Regions from separate parts of the Homo sapiens genome. Here region 1 is linked to region 2. The links are chromatin contacts, found by Hi-C in ENCODE. All regions are on one chromosome and are shown on one strand. Each heading gives the region's core, a stretch centred on a gene start or an enhancer-like site at or near the end of the contact. The rest is flanking DNA. Distances are from core to core; before and after follow the strand shown.

Region 1 (6,629 bases), core at 1-2,500, 510 kb after region 2:
TCCGACGCCACAGATTTAATACTTAAGGCCACCGCTACCCACTCTTCCGCCAGGGCTCTCAGCGCTGGCCGGGAGCTGAGGGTTTATTCGAGCCAAATCCAAGTAGATGAAGAGGCGGTGAACAAGGGCAGGTGCTGGGAGAAAAGTGGGACCAAACAGGGATAAGCGGCCGGCCCTCTCAGCAACTCCCGCCGCCAACCACCCTCCCCCGCCCCCGACATCTAAATCCTGGTGAATAAATTAACCCTCAAGGTAAAAGCAGAGAAGCCAGAGGCCCAACAGGGAAGTGCCGTGCCCGACGCCCACGGTCGGGGCATGGGAGAGCCTGGACTGCACGCCCGCCCGGGCCCTCCCGGGGACAACTGCATGGGAGGAACCCCAGAGCCGCGACCGCGCCTCGGAGAAGGTGCCCCACACCGGCTCGCCCGACCCACCCACCACCCCCCTTCCGCCCCCAACAGCTCACAAAACCGCGTAGGAAGGGGCGGCGTTCCAAGGCGTGACTCGGCGCCAGAGTGGTTCAGTGCCCTCCAAGGCCAGCCGAGTAGGGGGTCGGCTCCGTAGCCCCAACCCCGCTGGATGGCTGCGCGGGACGGGGTGGAGTCAGTCCCGAAATATACGGCCGGGGGAGGGGACCCTGCTCCCAGTGCGCAACGGATGGGGATGGGGGAGGGGAAGGAGATGAGCCCGGGACCTCGGCGCGGGGGGCAGTGGGGCATCCTCCCGGCAGTCCTGGCCTCCGCTCAGCCACGGTGCTGCCCCGGCGCCCCAGACCTCCCGTCCGAGCGTGCCCAGAGAGAATAAAGACACCTGCCCTCGCGGACAGCCCGGGCCTGAAGTCAATTTACGCCCACGAGACCCGCCCGAGGCAAGAGAACTGTGGTCCCCATTCACAGACGCGGCGACCCCCGCCAGCGGGAAGCCGCGAGGCCAGGGCGTGCTGGTGGGCCGACCTCCCTCCCCGGACGCCTCGCCCCGGCCCGGCCCGGCCCGCCGCCTCCTTACCCCCCGCGCATCCAGCCAAGAAGTCCAGCGCCATGGCCGGGTCCCCGGCGAGGCCGCCTTTCCTCCTCGTCCTCCCCCTGAGGCCCCTCGCCGGGCTGGGCGCCGTCGGGGTCCCCGAGCGCGCGGTGCCGGGGCTGGGCCTGGCCGCTCCTCCTGGCGCGGAGCCCGGGCAGGCGCGGTCAGGGATGGTGGGGATGGCGGCAGCAGCTAGACCCGCGCTGGTCCCTCGGCGGCAGCTGACTCGCTGGATCCCCTCCGGCCCGCGGTCCCTCACCTCGGGCCGCGCGCCCCGCCCCTCGTGCCTGCCGGCAGGGCCCGGGTGGGGGCGCCGAGTGAGGCCAATGGGCGGGCACGGCGCGGACAACACCCCGGGCACTGCGCTTCGCCGCCGCGCCTCATTGGCCGGGCGTGCGCGGGAGGCGGGGCGCGGGGGACGTGGTGGGCGCGCGGGCGGGGCGCGGGGACGCCTCAGACAAAGAGCGCGCTGGGTGCGCAGGTCCGGCGGGAGGGGACGCGCGGGGTGGCGGGGTTGAGCCGAGGACTCCCCCACCCGGAGTACGCGGGGTGGCTCTGGTCTGGACCGGGTCGGGAACCGGACCCTGGGTTCGGAGTCCGGCGCCGCCGCAGAACCTCAGCGCCCTAGTCTGTGCCGTGCGGACCCTGCCGCGAAAACGGCCGTGGAGCGCCGGGACGTTCCGAGGCCCGCAGACTGGGACGCCGCTAGTTGCGAAACTCCGCGAGCGGGAATCGCCCGTGGGGAGCCTCTGCCCGTCCCGCCTGCGCGCCCGCGGCGGCGGTGGCCTCCGGGGCTTCCGGACTCCTGGCCGAACCCGCCGGGTTCTGGGGGTCGGACGCGCACGGGCGCTTCCTGCGGAGCCTGAGGCTGGGATTTGGGCGGAGAGCAGGGAACCTTAAAAGGGAAAGGGGCCATGGGCAAAGGGCGCAGCAGGCCTTCGGGCCACAGCTCCTTCCCGAGGACTGCGGGTCGCGGGAGCCGCGGAAGGTTGTGGAGAGAGGGAGGTTCCTGGACTGGGCTGCAGAGTGGAGTCGGGCCAGATCGCAGCGCCTCCGTCAGCGGCGGCCGGACGGGGCGAGACCGGAGGGGCTCGGTAGGGGCCGCGCTCAGGCGCTGAAGTCGGAGGGTGCTTGGCTCTGGGTCACCAGGGTATCCATGGGCTGCGGGGATGAATGAGAGCCGAGTCTGACTCGGCCCCCCAGGAGTCCCTGACATTCGCAGTGGCAAGGGACTGCCCTGGTCCCTGTGGAGCGTCCCATTCGGTGACTTCCCACCAGCCCTTCCCCAGCGCCTCTGGAGGTCCAGACTGTCAGGTTGGAGCCTGGGAGCAGGGACGGGCCAGGCGCTTTCTCTTCGCTGTAGGAGTCAGATCAGCCTTAGGCCGGGCCCAGCTTCCTTCTTTAGGGCCTGCAGGCAGGCAAGGCCACACCGTGTGCCACGTTTCCAGGTTTAGGGTCACATGGTTCTTTTATCCAAATTCCAGTGGGTACCTACCTCCTGGAGGTGCAGGTCGAAAGGTTCTGTGTATTTGGTACTAGGACACACAGGTAGGTGTTGTCAGTAGTGCAGCCTGGTGCTAGGGGCAGGGGTCCCCAGTGCTCATGTTAGTTTCCTTTTAGAGTCTAAGTAGAATGTTAAGCAGAGACCCAAACCCTAGGTCTGCTGACTCCTAGTCCAGGGCTCGTGATGGCTGGTGGGCCCTGAACGAGGGGTCTGGAGGCCTGGGTTTGAATATCGACAGCCTCTCTGACCCACTTGGTTGCCTCAGGGAGGCAGGTGTGCGGATGGGGGAGAGTGGCCCATGGGCCAGAAAAGCAGTGGTATGGGGGCCCCAAGAGAAGCCCAGACCCAAAAGGGCAGGAGCTGGCTGTGGGGCTACTCAGGTGGCTGGAGGCCTCCTGCAGACACAGTGATTACACTGGACTACCTACATGTAGTCACTTACCTTAGGAACAGGATGTCCTTGGGATGCTGGAGGGCTCATGAGGTAAAGCACAAATCCCTGCACATCCATTCCTGGTTGAGGAGGTTTGGGAGGGAAATCCAGTACCTTGACAGCATGTGGCAGTAGTGAGAAAATGATGGAAACGGATAAGGAGACAAGCATGACCTGTTTTGCTTTGTTATTGAGAGAATGCACATGCCTTGAAAATTATGCTTGGGGCAGGTTGCACTGAGCTGTCAGTCCCTGGGGTCCTTGGGAAGGGGCCTAGTAGCCTGGTAAACAGTAGGTATTCCATAGTTGAGCTTCAGAAACCTCCTTGAGGCTGGGTTCAGTGGCTCATGCCTGTAATCCAGGCACTTTGGGAGGCTGAGGCAGGAGGATCGCTTGAAGCCAGGAGTTTGAGGCCAGCCTGGGCAACATAGTGAGGCCCCATCTCTAAAAAAAAAAAAAATCGGCAGGATGTGGTGGCGCATGCCTGCAGGCCTGTAGTCCTAGCTACTCAGGAGGCCGAGGCAGGAGGGTCGCTTGAGCCCAGGAGGTCAAGGCTGCAGTGAGCTATGATCGAACCATTGTGCACCAGCCTGGATGACAGAGCAAGACCCTATTTCAAAAAGAAAAACCTCCTTGCAGGGAGGGTCCTTTGTTGAGAGAGCTGAGGCAGGCCGTGTGAGGGCAGCAGTGGGATCGTGCCAGGCCTGGGAGATGAGGAGTGCGGGCCCTTAGCTGTGCACTTTGCAAGGAGAGGGCAGGGTTCTGGGTGTGTGTGTGTGGTCGGGGGAGGGCTGTTGGATTTGGGGACTAAGGTCAACATGTGGGGGACAGTGGAGGACTGGGCTCTGGGACAGATTTGCCTGACCTGACCCGCCAAGGGAGCCTCAGCTCCCTTGTGGGTGACAGGGGGCTGCCTTCAGCTGGAAGTACCCTGAGGGCAGGTCCCAGGTCTGTCCCCTTCATCTTGGTGTGCCCAGGGCCTGCACAGTTGACACTGGGTGGGGGACATTGGGGAGGGGGTGAGGACAGGCACTGGAAAGGGATGCGTCCACACGGGTGTGCTGCTGGGTTACTAAACTTTGCAAAACCACATCTTCCTGAGCACCCTGTTTCCCTGCTGCCTGGGAATCATGCACTCAGTCGGCGCACTGCCCTGTGCCCTGTGTTGGGGACAAGACAGACACAAATCCCTGACCTCCATGTCAGGGCTGAGGAGAGACCAGAAAGGAGGAGTGAAAAAGTTGGTGCCAAGTAAATGAATCCGTATGCCTACATCTTGGACACTTGGGTTCAGTGTCTATTGTTTTATTTCATTTCCTGAGGATAAGGTTACAGCACAGAATGTGCTTTCTCAAACTCCCATGTTCCACAGAGCCCTGGACCTCCCATCCCAGAGGAGGCAGGGCTCTGTGCAGCCCTGAGGACCCCAGCCTTTTAAGGGGCAGGGCAGACCCAAGGCCAGCACAGGACAGCAAGGCCGGAGGGACTGTCACGGGGCACCGAGGGTCAAGCCAGCTCACTGGAAAGGGTGTGTTGGAGTTTTCCCTGTGTACAGCTTTTATTCTCACACAAGACAGGTTCAGTGTGGAGAAATCAGAAACGCCAGAAAGTAAAAAGGAAACGCAAGTCTCTGTCCCCACCCTGGAATCTTGGAGCTGAATGACCCCCTGCAGGAGCTGTTTGGGCCAGGACTTGGGGGGGGTGGCTGCAACTCAGGCTGCCAGAGGGCAAGTTGAGGGGGAGAGGATGAGGCACCAGCTGTGTAGACCTTCCCAGGAGTTAGGCTGTGCAGGGGAGAGTGCACAGAAGGGCTCTGGCAGCAAGCACAGGTGTAGACTCGGGATGGGAGCCACCTGAGCAGGTTGCAAACTCCTGGCCAAAGATTGGTGGGGCCGGCGCGCTGTCAGTCGCCTCCTGTCTCATATTGGAATACTCGAGCTCAGTGCCATGGTGTGAGGCCCAGGGTAACCAGACTACAACCTCACCTCCCACCTTTCATGCCCTCTGGCCCTCTTATTGGAGCCCACCCTCTAAGCTTGTGCCCCTCTCAGGGCCTTGGCACTGGCAGCTCCTCTGAGTCCCTGGGGTCCTTGGGAAGGGGCCTAGTAGCCTGGGATTACAGGCACCCGACACCATGCCTGGCCAATTTTCTGTATTTTTAGTAGAGATGGGGTTTTGCCATGTTGGAAGCTTCTGCCTGGCCTGGCGTCGTTACCTCTAGAACTTGGGTTCTGGCTGGGCGTGGTGGCTCACGCCTGTAATCCCAGCACTTTGGGAGGCCGAGGCGGGTGGATCATGAGGTCAGGAGTTCAAGACCAGCCTGGCCAAGATGCTGAAACCCCGTCTCTGCTAAAAATACAAAAAAATTAGGCGCGGTGGCAGGCACCTGTAATCCCACCGACTCGGGAGGCTGAGGCAGGAGAATCGCTTGAACTCAGGTGGCGGAGGTTGCAGTGAGCCGAGATCTTGCCACTGCACTCCAGCCTGGGTGACAAGAGTAAGACTCCATCTCAAAAAAAAAAAAAATACAAAAATCAGCTGGGCGTGGTGGTGCATGCCTGTAATCCCAGCTAATTGGGAGGCTGAGGCAGGAGAATTGCTTGAACCTGGGAGTCAGAGGTTGCAGTGAGCCGAGATCACGCCACTGCCCTCCAGCCTGGCAACAGAGGGAGACTCTGTCTCAAAATAAATAAATAAATAAACAAACAGGATTTGGGTTCCTGCTCAATGCTTACCTCTTCAGAAGGGGCTTGGCTGACCTGCCATGGTCTGAATGTGTGTGTCCCCCCAAAGTTCATATGTTGAAGTCCTTTTTTTTAACTTTTAAGTTGAGGGGTACATGTGCAGGGTTGTCGTATAGGTAAACCCATGTCATGGGGGTGTGTTGTGCAGATTATTTTGTCACCTAGGTATTAAGCCTAATGCCCACTGATCCTCTCTCTCCTCCCCTCCACCCTTAGGTAGGCCCCAGTGTGTTTTGTTCCTCATATGCTGAAGTCTTAACCCCGGAGGTGATGGTGTTAGAAGCAGGGCCTTTGGGAGGTGATTAGGTTATGAGGGAATGGGATTGGTGCCGTGTGTGTGTGTGTGTGTGTGTGTGTGTGTGTGTGTGTGTGTGTGAGAGAGAGAGAGAGAGACAGGGTCTCGCTCTGTTGCCCAGCCAGAGTACAGTGGTGCAGTCACAGCTCACTGCTGCCTCAACCTCCTGGGCTCAAGCCATCCTCCCACCTCAGCCTCTTGAATAGCTGGAACCACAGGGGGCAGGTCGCCACGCTGTGCCCCACCAGCTTTGCCTCCTCCCAACCTGAGCAAGGGGCGAGCAGGCAGCCTTGGAGCCCAGCCTGGTGAGAGGACCCAGACTCTGCTCTGTCCTGCTGTGTGGCCTTGGCCACAGGTTTTCCCTCTCTAGACCTCTGGGGTTGGAATTGGCCAGTGGGTCCCTGTGGGGCTGAGTTGCCGCCACCTTGGCAAACAGCTAGGAAGGCAGATTTTGAGGCCCTGCCCCAGACCTAAGAAGTCAGCCCCAGGGAGCAGGTAGAGACAAAAGCTGCGTTTAAACCAGGCTCTTTAGTGGTTCTAAGGTGGCTGTGAAACTGTGGGTTGAGACCATCTCTAAGGATAGATTCAGGAAGATCCAACTTGAAGGGGTGGGTTGCCCCTCCACACCTATGG
Region 2 (6,414 bases), core at 2,931-5,430:
GCATCTTGCTCCATTGTCCAGGATAGAGTGCAGTGGCACGATCTCGGCTCATTGCAACCTCCACCTCCTGGGTTCAAGTGACTCTCATGCCTCAGCCTCCTGAGTAGCTGGGACTACAAGTGCTCACCTCTACGCCCAGCTAATTTTTGTATTTTTAGTAGAGATGGGGTTTCACCATGTTGGCCAGGCTGGTTTCGAACTCCTGACCTCAGGTGATCCACCCACCTCGGCTTCCCAAAGTGCTGGGATTACAGGCGTAAGCCACCATGCCTGGCCTCTATTTCATTTTAAACCTTGCCAATGATGACTCTTTAATTGACTTCACGGCTACCTGCAGTTCGGAAAGCACTGTGTTCTATGTGCTACATTCCCAGCCCCAAGCATAGGGCCTGGCACTGTGTAACTATTTTTGGTAGAGTGTTGGATTAAACAATAGATGCACAAGGCTGCACATTTCTGGGTGATTTTTAAAAATTGCCTTTCTATGAATAAAGGCTACAGAGCTTTCACTTTCCTTTCTCTTTTTCACACGTTGTACAAATGCTGCTATTAATTCCACTGAACACTGTGGTTATATTGTCCTACAGAGTACACATCATTTATTACAATGACAACATTTTTGGTGCTCAGGATATAAATTAACTCACAATGGCGTGGAATATCAGTCTGTTAAAATGTTTAGCAAAAACATCACACATTATTAATTTTCAGAGATTTTTCTTGAACTTTCCCCAAAGATCTTTTTTAATGCTGTGTAGATTATACCTAAGTGACTTAACATGCATATCATTGTAATTATTCTAAATTTAGCTTTTTTTTAGAGTAAGATTTTACCACTGTGGGAAAAACATAGCTGTTTAATACTCTAGGTTAAGAGAGCAATGATCTTCTTTATCATCTCAAAAGAAAGTGGACTGAGTTCTTAATTGTCTTATTTGTAACTTTAGTGGAAATAATATCTTCTAAGAAAATCTCCAGCTCAATTTGGCAGCTGAAGTTTTAAATATATGTCTCCTTTCCCATGTCTAAATTGTGGCCACCAAATATCATAACATTAAACATAAGGAATGCTAACATTCTTTTTTTCTTTTTAAGATCGGGTCTCACTCTGTTGCCCAGGCTGGAGTTGAGCATTGCCCCAGCTGCACTGTATGGAATGCAGTGGTGCAATCATAGCTCACTGCAGCCTCAACCTCCTGGGCCCAAGTCGTCCTCGCACCTCAGCCTCCCAAATAACTAGGACTACAGGCACACACCACCACACCCGGCTTTAAAGAAAACCATCTTCTAATTATTCATGATTATTACTTCCTTTTCAAGTTCAGAAATACCACACCTCAGCTTTTTATGCCAATCATCCAACATATCCTGAAGTATAAAACTGCAAAGTGGAATAGAGAGAGCATGAACACTGGAATAGACAGATGGGAAATGAGGAAGATGAAATGTGCATCTGGGTGTTAAGTCTCACCCTTTGAAAGCCGCTTCTCCATAGCACCTGCCTGCTGCCTTAGAGAGGCAGAGAACCCACCTGTGCCAGGCGGGCGCAAGAGGACACTTTACCTGGCCCTCTGCCAACTTTGGCCCCTCCCCCCATTTCCTTTCCCTGCCAAAGTTTTCTTTTTTTCTTTTCCTTTTTTTTTGTGACAGGGTCTTACTCTGTCATCTAGGCTGGAGTGCAGTGGTGTGATCTTGGCTCACTGCAACCTCTACCTCCTGGGCTCAGGTGATTCTCCCACCTCAGCTTCCCAAATAGCTAGGACTATAGGTGCACACCACCATGTCTGGCTAATTTTTTGTATTTTTTTTGGTAGAGACGGGGTTTCCCATGTTGCCCAGGCTGGTCTTGAACTCCTGAATTCAGGCAATCTGCCCACCTCGGCCTCCCAAAATGCTAGAATTACAGGCATAAGCCCCGCCCTCGGCCTCCCTGCCAAAGTGTTCTAACGTGCATGTACCTGCCCTCTCCCTTTGATATCCAGCAACCTATTGCATCACCAGGGTGCTCCAGGTCACCTGGGAGCCCTCTGCCACCAGACAGAAGAGCCTCACCCCAGCCTCATCCTCCTTGACTCTTCCTGCAGAGAACTCTACGCAAATGCCCACTGGAAGCTTTCTGTGCTCTTAGCTTAGAGAGACAATGTCCTCTGCTGATTCTCCTGCCTCTCTGACCATTCCTTCGGAATGTCCTTCTCTCTCCTTTGTCAAGGCTGTACCCCAGCCCCTGTCCGATTTTCTATTCTCTTCTTTAGAGACTTCATCTACAACCCCTTTGCTGACAACTCCCAAATCTCAATTCTTTCTCTCCAGTTGCTACAGGGCACTTCTAATTGGAGGTTGTGCTGTCCCCGCTTGACCTTCCTGTCTTTCCAGCTGTATGGTCCTATAGCAACTTCCCTCTGGCCGGCCCTTGGTGCCTCATTTCTGGAGCACTGCAGACATCCTGGGCTGTTCCAGCAACAGGCCGCGGCCCCTGCAGCCCAGTCGGCAGGCAGACCCAGCTCCCTAACACAGCTCTCAACAGTGGCCTGCCTGCGTGAACCCTCCAAGCGTTCCTCCATCTCCCCCCAAGTCTGGTTCAGGCTCCTCTGCAGCTCTTGGGGCCTCTCTTACCTGGCCCCTTGCCCTCAGTCCAGTCTTATTTCCCACTTGTCTGCACAATGTCTGCAGGCACCGTTCCTTCTTTCCTCACTAGCAGTGTCCTGCCCACTGTCCTCCATCCACCAAGTCACAGTCAAACCCGCAGCACCTGTGGCCCTTCAGCCTTCACTCACAATGTATCTTCCCAATTAACAATCCTGCTAGGACAGGAATAAGCTCTTAAACTTCTCCCTCTGCCCACAGCATATAGCACCAGTCCTTACTAACCCATGCACTAACCGTGCCGCACGCAGAGTGACAGAGCCCTGTCCCTCACCTGCCATCTACTGATGTCCAAGCTGGGCTTCTGGAAGGACAGGCCTCTGAGCCCAAGCGAGACCTACGAGTTTTCCTAATTTTAACTTACTCAGTTCTTATTTCACCTACTCTATTCAACCTGCACAAGTTAGTACCTACCATTTCAGATTTTGGCATGGAACTGAATTATGACTGATGCAACAGGAAGTGTAAACGTTCTGCAGTCTCTTTGGGACCAAGCTCATTCTTGGGTTAGATGATCCATTTTATATATTCTAATTTATTGCTTCCCACTCGTTATTTGGCGCATCTTTACTTACTTTACTCCATGGGTATAAAATGCGAACCATTAACAGCATTTATACGTGTATGGCCTGGAAAAGTTACAAACTCATAGATCTATGTGTTTCTCCGACTGCGCTATTTTCTCCTAACTCTTGGTGTCTTTCTGATGTAGAATAAATACTGATTTCCTTAGTCCTGTAGCAAGTTAACAAGCCTGTAACGTGACAGATCTGTATCCCAGGGGCTGATCATAGAGAAACCACAAAGCGATGTTTTAGCTGCGTCGAGTCCTCAACACGGGGGACTTCCAGCCTGGTACCAGGATAGCCTCTCTGGCCCAGTGTGAGCGAAGGTTCGAGCTGACTTGCCAGTCCCGTGCTAAGTCTCACTGAGGCAGGGCCTTGCTGCCGCGGAAAAACGTGTGGACAGAGGAACGCGCCGGTCGGATGTGGGCCACAGTGAGCCGCGGCGTGGAAACGGCCGAAATGTGCGGGCGCGTTGTCCATGTTTGGTCGTGGAGCTGCCCGCGGGCGCGGGAACAGCGCGTCGGGGGCGGGTGGGCTTGGGTGTCCGTGGCGGAGGTTACCCCGGGCCCCACGCGCCCGCTCTCTCCCGGCCTTGGTCTTTGTCCCCGCGCCCCCGCAAGGGCCGCCCGCCGCGCCCCGCAGCCCCTGAGCCCCCGTGCGCGGAGGCGGGGCCTGGCCAAGGGGACAGCGGGCGGCAGACGCGCCCCTGCGGCTCCCAGGCCGCCCGGGCCGCGCTCCCCGCGGGGAAAGAGGCCGCAGGCGCGGGGAGGCTCGGCCCCGCCCCGCCACGTCCCCCTCCCGGCCCGGGCCCCGCGGCCGCCGAGGCCGCCCCCTCGCGGGCGGAGCGGGCGCTGGGCTCGCGCGGCTGCGGCGGCGGCGGCGGGCCCGGGGTTGCCATGGTAACCGGCAGCAGCAGCCGCCACAGCAGGGCCGGCCCCAGCGCCAGCGCCGGTCGCGGTCGGGCTCAGCTCAGTGTGTGGTGAGCGGCGGCGGCGCGGCCGGGCCGGGGAGCGGGCGCGGCCCGGCGGCCTCAGCATGGAGGACGGCTTCTCCAGCTACAGCAGCCTGTACGACACGTCCTCGCTGCTCCAGTTCTGCAACGGTGAGGGGCGGCCGCGCGGGGCCGGGGCGGCGAGCGGCTGGTGGCGGGCGGCGGCGACGGCGACGGCGGGGACCAAGCCGAGGGGCCGAGGCCCGGCGGCCGCGGGCGAGGCCGCGCAAAGTTGTTGCGGAGGGGCGCGCGGTCCCCGTTCCCGCCGCCGGCGCATTGTGTTGGAGCCGCGGGGCCGCGCCTCGCTCCGGGCCGCCCCGGGCTCCCCGCCGCCACCCCGGCTCCCGGCACTGGCGCGCGGACCCCGCCGGCTCCAGCACCCGCGGAGCGCGCCCGGGCGGAGGCGCGTGGGGCACAGGGCGGCGGGGAGGCCCGGGCAGCCTCCGCGTTCCGGGGAACGTGTTGCTTTTTTGCTTCCCGACCCACATCTGTTTGGAAATGACTGGATGAAGAACTCGGGAAACAAATCCTTTAATAACAAAACCCTCCTGCGAGGATGCACGCAGTGTTTGGACCCCCAGAACCCATTCAGGTCTACTTTAATGAAATCATCACAATTTAATACAATCTAGAGCTTTTTAAATGGAAAGCCAAAGTGGACCTGGCCTCAGTGTTGCTTCTTATTTTGTTTATGGGATAATGGATTCTTTTTTCTTTTTTTGTTTTTGCAATTTTACAGGAAGGAAACATTCATATCCACCAATATGGCATCTTTTTAAAAATATGAAATCCTACATGCTTGAAAGATTTCAGTCTCATTGGCAGGGTTGAAAAAGATTTTCATAGCACACTGAATATTTTATCAGAACATGATGTGTGATAATTCACGCACAAAAGTTAACCACACTTTTTTTTTTTTTTACATGTTGGATTTATTGCTCCATCAAAGGGCCCCAAAAGTTTGTTAATGGGAAAAAAAAATGTGTATTTGATAGAATTTGCTTAAGTGCAGTCGGAATAATTTTGAATTCTAGACCCTTTGACAACTGGAGCAATTTATTTTGCTATTGTATTGTGATTTAGGGAAAGTTTTCTTGTTATTCGACACCTGTTTGTCACTGTAGCAGTAAAGAGTAATGAGTGTGTTGATTCATCCTCTGTAGTGGTATTTTTTATCTCTGGTGAAATTTATCATCTTGTTCATGGTAGAATGTATACTCTGATAGCTTTTGCAGCTTATACTTTACATCTGAACCATTTGTGGGCCTTCATGAATTTAGTAATTCCCTCTTCAGTGGAATTAAAGAAAGTTTCTGCTTTTTCTCTGAATTTAACGCCAGTTTCCAAGAGCAGAACACCTGTGTTTTTGAGCCTCAGAAGGTGTTGAGGGCAGGTAGAATGTATTTGGTATGCTGGTGGTCCCTGGAATACTTTATAGTATAGAGTCATGGGAACGGTTTTGCTCTCCAGTAGGTTAAATAGATTCCTCAATTAACATTTTGAATAGGTTCCTTAATTGACTTATAATCAATCATATTTGAATTATTGTTTTTGATCTAAAAAGTAGTTATATGCTTATGGTAGAATTCTCCCTATGCTTAGTTGGAAAGATATGTGGCTGAAATTTGTATTAAATGACTTTGAGGCATCAGGTCTTACAAATTTAATCTGTGGGCGTATTATTGACAGCTTGATTTGCGATATGAAAATGAGCCTAGATATTTTTATTGGAGCAGTTGTTTGGGGCCTGGTCATACTGTTCCTAAATAGCAGTTTAGTCATGAAGTTGACCTACACGTCTGTTCATGAATGTTTTCGTTTTCTGCATTTTCCTTTTAATTGCCAGCCTAGAGATATTGGCATGGTATTTTACTGGTGGTGATGTCCAGAAGAAAGTAAAAACCAACTCTTATATTTTGTAGAAGTATTGGTTTAAAGAAAAACCACCTTAACTAGAATCAAACAATAAGATCACTTTATAACTATTGAATTACTTTTCTCAAAAAGTTCTCAGCTCTGTATTTGTTATTTTTTTTTTAGGTTGTCTAATGAATAAAGTTTAAAGCAAGAGTGGCCTATGGGGCAGAAGTCAATGTTAACTGGTGATGTCTTAGGCAACAGATGTTTTGATGTGAAACATTTTAAGAGGCTTTCATTAAGTGAAGATATAAATGAATACAAGTCAGTTAATTACTATGATGATTCAATTAAAGC

The links. Hi-C counts contacts between places; a loop is a spot of excess contacts on that map. Pooled maps may share reads with other maps.
Region 1: a map with no recorded cell type shows a loop between it and region 2 (4-fold over the local background). The contact joins the promoter of SLC25A29 here to the promoter of EML1 in region 2. A Hi-C loop is called at or near these places in 1 of 37 single-sample maps with no recorded cell type and 2 of 50 pooled maps.

Annotation. Positions count from the first base shown.
Region 1 is chr14:100,305,194-100,311,822 of GRCh38, forward strand. It overlaps SLC25A29 (solute carrier family 25 member 29), which reads right to left and starts at 1,251. Exons shown (of 4, transcript NM_001039355.3): 1 at 1,006-1,251. The coding sequence starts at 1,039. MIR345 (microRNA 345) reads left to right here and starts at 2,666; the gene lies at 2,666-2,763. RefSeq lists enhancers at 187-753, 1,962-2,031, 2,062-2,231 and silencers at 1,082-1,181, 1,242-1,711, 1,802-1,871.
Region 2 is chr14:99,789,233-99,795,646 of GRCh38, forward strand. EML1 (EMAP like 1) reads left to right here and starts at 4,181. Exons shown (of 22, transcript NM_004434.3): 1 at 4,181-4,311. The coding sequence starts at 4,245. RefSeq lists enhancers at 399-538, 4,102-4,933 and a silencer at 3,875-4,354.